Regions from separate parts of the Homo sapiens genome. Here region 2 is linked to region 1. Evidence: chromatin contacts called from ENCODE Hi-C data. All regions are on one chromosome and are shown on one strand. The core of a region is the stretch at or near the end of the contact, and the rest is flanking DNA. Distances in the headings are between cores, read along the strand shown. Region 1 holds the start of NDUFB11 (NADH:ubiquinone oxidoreductase subunit B11). Region 2 holds the start of HUWE1 (HECT, UBA and WWE domain containing E3 ubiquitin protein ligase 1).

Region 1 (2,568 bases), core at 48-2,547:
CCCCCAAGCCCCGCCCCATGGATAAGGATCAGAGTCACAGACCGCCCCCCCTCAAAGGGTAAAGACCAGAGTCACATCCCCCCTCCGATCCCCCAGGAATAGAGACCAGAACCACAGAATATTTCCCCATGGACCGATAAACACCAGAGTAACACAGAGCAGCATCCCCTCTCCTATGCACAAACTCAAAGTCGCAGACAACCGCTTCCCCACTGATAAACTTCGATGTAGCCGACACAGTGATCCACAGTAGCCCACTCCCATCCGTCCCTCCCTTCCCCCAACCCGCATGCACCCATCCCATGTCCCAGTCGCGCACGCGCCTTTGCTCACACCAAAAAAAAAAAAAAAAAAAAAAAAAACCAAAAAAAAAAAAACCCTCCCGGGTTGAGACATTGCACCAACCCCTCCGTTCCGCGCATCTCCCCCGACCCGAAGTCCGCCCTCGCGCCTCCTCTACGTCCCCGCCCCGGGCCCCTTACCTCCGCCCCCACGACCAGCGTCGACGCTCACCTTCTCGGCCCGGGCTGTCAAGGAAGGGCTCCCAGACATCACCTCTGCCCGCCGCCACCTCCTCCAACTCTCCCAGCTCAGCCGGAGCCGGAGCGCGCAACAACCAAGTCCGAGACTGGAGGCAGATCGGGGGGAGGGGAGAAGCGCCAAGCGCGCTGCCCTCCCAGGGAAACTCACTGCCGCCTACTCCCAGCCGGCCACAGTCACCAGCTCAAAATGGCGACGACGAGAAGGGAGTCGGCGCTCCGACCACCATCCACCTACTAAGGAAGCGCGCTCTGGCCGGCCCCGGCGATTGGTCACCGCCCGCTAGGGGACAGCCCTGGCCTCCTCTGATTGGCAAGCGCTGGCCACCTCCCCACACCCCTTGCGAACGCTCCCCTAGTGGAGAAAAGGAGTAGCTATTAGCCAATTCGGCAGGGCCCGCTTTTTAGAAGCTTGATTTCCTTTGAAGATGAAAGACTAGCGGAAGCTCTGCCTCTTTCCCCAGTGGGCGAGGGAACTCGGGGCGATTGGCTGGGAACTGTATCCACCCAAATGTCACCGATTTCTTCCTATGCAGGAAATGAGCAGACCCATCAATAAGAAATTTCTCAGCCTGGCCGAAAATGGTTGGCCCCACGAAGCCACGACAACTGGAGGCAAAGAGGGTTGCTCAACGCCCCGCCTCATTGGAAAACCAAATCAGATCTGGGACCTATATAGCGTGGCGGAGGCGGGGCGATGATTGTCGCGCTCGCACCCACTGCAGCTGCGCACAGTCGCATTTCTTTCCCCGCCCCTGAGACCCTGCAGCACCATCTGTCATGGCGGCTGGGCTGTTTGGTTTGAGCGCTCGCCGTCTTTTGGCGGCAGCGGCGACGCGAGGGCTCCCGGCCGCCCGCGTCCGCTGGGAATCTAGCTTCTCCAGGACTGTGGTCGCCCCGTCCGCTGTGGCGGGAAAGCGGCCCCCAGAACCGACCACACCGTGGCAAGAGGACCCAGAACCCGAGGACGAAAACTTGTATGAGAAGGTGAGAGGCGGGGGGGGGGGGGGGGGTAGTGGGGACGGAACCCCGAAGGGGTCAGTCCGGGATCGGCAGATGGGGCGCTGTAGAGGACGTTCTTAGGCAGTAGAGGACTGCGCGGCCGGCGAAAGCCTAGAAGACTTGGGAATTTTGCCTACCTTGTGTTCCTCCTTTGTCTCTCGGTATCTTCGTTCCAGGGCCAGAGGCAGGATTGGTTTTATTTTGCAGACAGAAATCACACCTCAAGTGGACAGCGCTCAAAACACGTTAGAAGCAGTATAGTACAACGATAATACTAAACACCGATATGGCACTTGCTCGTTGCCGTCTGCATTCTTTTTTTTTTTTTTATAGGGACGAGATCTCGCTATGTTGCCCAGGCTGGTCTCGAACTCCTGGCTCAAGCGATCCTCTCGCCTCGGCCTCCCAAGGTGCTGGGATTACAGGCATGAGCCACCGCTCCGGGCCCCGTCTGTGTTCTAAACACTTGACATGCATTAGCTCATCTTATACTCGAAACAAACCCCATTTCGAGGTGGGCTCTATTATTATACTCATCCTACAGATGAGGAAACTGAGGCACAGAGATGTTAAGTGGATTGCCCTAGCTCACATAACTGAATACATGGTGGAGGTGGAACTGGTATTTGAATTTAGGGCTACCAGGTCTGCTGTGCTGTATTAATAGCAGACGCTGTGAAATCAGGCAGCACTGACGGTTACCCACCCGTGTGATCTTGGTAGCATAAACCCTTGGTGCCTCAGTTTCTTTGTCTGTAAGATGGGAACAGTAATAGGACACCTTCTAAAAAATAGGACACCCCACCTGCCTCATGTAATTAAATGAGTAAAAATGGTCAGAACAGCAGCTGGCACTTCGTAAGTATGTACTCAGCACTAGAATGTGTTTATTATTGCCATGTTTCACCTCACTGAGATATTGTGAGGTGTTTCTATGTGAAAAGACTGGCACATAATAAGTACTTCATCAATACTAACCTCTGGTTAAGGGGCTTGGATATATAGGATGCTTGTTCATTCTGTAAAT
Region 2 (2,568 bases), core at 48-2,547, 6.5 Mb before region 1:
TAATCATGTGTAATTAGGAAACCAATTTTAAAATGAAAAAAGAACAACCGAAGTTAATTACATGCTAAAGAAAGTATAGCTTCATGTTGCCACTAAATGTTACAGATGGGCCGGGTCTTTCGCCTGTAATCCCAGCGCTTTGGGAGGCCGAGGCGGGTGAACTGCTTGAGCCTAAGAGTTTGAGACCAGCCTGGCAACATAGTGAGACCCCGCCTCTACAAAAAATAAAAAGTTATCCAGGCGTGGTGGCGCATACCTGGAGGCCCAGCTACTTGGGAGACTGTAGGCAGGCAGGAGGATCCTTGAGCCCAGGAGGTCGAGGCTGCAGTGAGTCGTGACCGTGCCACTGCACTTCACCCTGGGTGACAGAGTGATGCTTTGTCTCAAAAAAAAAAAATTGTAAAAATATTCAATGAAACAGTGTATCTCGAAGGGGCCCTGTACATCTCCTGAGATCATATACAAAATTTTATGTGTAAGTATATATTGGGGTGGGGGACCCATTCATTAGATTCTCAATTCGAGGGATGAACCACTGCTCTGGAGGGCTGGAATTAGAGAAGTGGAGGGTATAATCACAGTTTTTATTTCCTCGATGTCTCAGGAGTTCTTTTAATAGTGCTTTTGTCTTTAAATACTAAATTAATACATACTTTTTATTAAAAATTGAAACCTTATCGAAGTAGCTAGAGTTCCAAGTCAAAGTTCTTCGCCCCTCCAATGTCGTCCGCAGCCCACAATAATTAAGTAGGGTTAACAGGTGATCTCCCACCAGGTCCTTTTTATTCCCATGTATTTACAGATGCAGATCCTCTACAGGATCCTTGTCAATCGCACTGCCGTTCCAAATAATTAAAGGAGGAAAAAAGAATGTTTATTGAGGGCTTACTATGTGCCTGAAGTGTTTTAAGGGTTTGCTCGCGTGAACTCTGGGTGGTCGGCTTCCCACGTCGTCTCCCACCCTCCGCTCTGGGTCCAGCCTTGCCCTCTTGCCCCACACTCCCCATTCTTCACAAGGCATCTGGCGAGGTCGTTAATTTTTAAAGGTAAATCAGATCAAATCATGTTCCCTTCCGCGGCTTCCACCGTGCCTCGAATCAAATCCCAATTCTTAGCGACCCTATCATCCTCTATGGTTGCATTTACTGGGCCTTGGGTAGCTCAGGCGCGGTCCCCTGCAAGGGACCCGACTTCACCGCGGAGGGAGCTCCCTCCCGAGGGGCAGGGGCGGGGCTTCGCTTGCGGTGGGTGGAGCCCCAAATCGAGTTTGAGCTGAGCCGAAGCGAGGAGGCTTTCGACTGAGGGCTAGCGAGGGGAGCAGGGCTGGAGCAGGGCTGGAGCAGGGCTGGAGCAGGGCTGAAGCAGGGCTGAAGCAGGGCCGCGGACCCCGCACGCTCCTGCGGGCCCCGCGGAGCCATTGCGGCCGAGGTGAGCGTCTATCCCTGGGCTGGAGGGCGAGCTCTGTACGCGCGGCCGTTCTCGGTTTCTCGCGGGTGGCAGTGGCGAGGTTGGGGGGGGAGTTCCCACGGGACCCTGCGCGGAGGCGCGGAGGTGGCGGCCTTGGGGAGCCTGCGGGAAAGGCTGCTGGAGGGGCAGGGCGGCCTGCCCCAACCCTCCCTGAACCCCGCCTCCTCTCCCCTCCCCCAGGCCTCGGCAGGCGCCAGCGGAGAGCTAGCCGCATCTTCGGGGGCAGCCCGGCAGCTGCCGGCGGCGCGGCGAGAGAGCGGCTGACAGAGGGGATGCGAGGTACCGGCATTAGCCATGGCCAAGTGGCCCTAAAGAGAGAGTAGAGGCCGGGCCTTCAGCGTTTCTCACTGGTTCGAGGAAGGCGGCCTCAGAGGAGAGGGAAGGTGAGGGGCGGGCAGGCAGGCTTCGCGGGTAACTACTAGGCGTTGCATATATATGTTTTGATATCTAAATGGTACTACACACACACACACATTCATTTCGACTAACTGCTTGTTTAAAAATCTGAGAATATGTCTTGTAGATCTTCTTATATCCGGGAATCCAAATTTATGTTGGGTTTTAAACAGCTGCATTGTATGATTGTACTACAGTTTATTTAACCATTTCCCGATTGATATACATTAGCTTGTTTCTCTGTTGGGGGAGGGAGGGGACTATTACAAGCAATGCCATAATGAATGGGTTTGTGTATATGTATCATGCCATGTATGAGTATTTCTGTAGGAGAAATTCTTAGAAGAGTAACCGCTGGGTCAGGGTGTATATGCATTTTGAATTTTGATAGATTTGTCCAAATTGCCTTCCCAAAAGCCTGTACTAATTTACACTCTTTAATGTTGTGCGAGAGTGCCTATTTTTCCACAGTTATGCCAACACGTATTATCAATCTTTGTAATTTTAGCCAATTTAAAGGGCAAAAAAATCGTATGTCATTGTTTTCATTTGCATTTCCCTGATTACTGGCGAAATTGATCATATTTTTGTTTGTAAATAGGCAAATATCAATAGTTTATATAGGCAGTTTTCCTATCTATAAGCAATAAGCATTTTGAAATTTTAATAATAAAAAACCTGTTCGCAATAGCAAGAGAAACGAAT

What was found. A loop is a pair of places that touch in the nucleus more often than their neighbours do. Pooled maps may share reads with other maps.
Region 2: a pooled map shows a loop between it and region 1 (17-fold over the local background). The contact joins the promoter of HUWE1 here to the promoter of NDUFB11 in region 1. A Hi-C loop is called at or near these places in 5 of 50 pooled maps.

What each region holds. Positions count from the first base shown.
Region 1 is chrX:47,143,431-47,145,998 of GRCh38, reverse strand. It overlaps NDUFB11 (NADH:ubiquinone oxidoreductase subunit B11), which reads left to right and starts at 1,297. Exons shown (of 3, transcript NM_001135998.3): 1 at 1,297-1,526. The coding sequence starts at 1,320. It overlaps RBM10 (RNA binding motif protein 10), which reads right to left and starts at 778. Exons shown (of 24, transcript NM_005676.5): 1 at 514-778. RefSeq lists an enhancer at 485-754.
Region 2 is chrX:53,685,448-53,688,015 of GRCh38, reverse strand. HUWE1 (HECT, UBA and WWE domain containing E3 ubiquitin protein ligase 1) reads left to right here and starts at 1,297. Exons shown (of 84, transcript NM_031407.7): 1 at 1,297-1,428; 2 at 1,648-1,746. RefSeq lists silencers at 1,116-1,290, 1,364-1,663 and an enhancer at 1,874-1,953.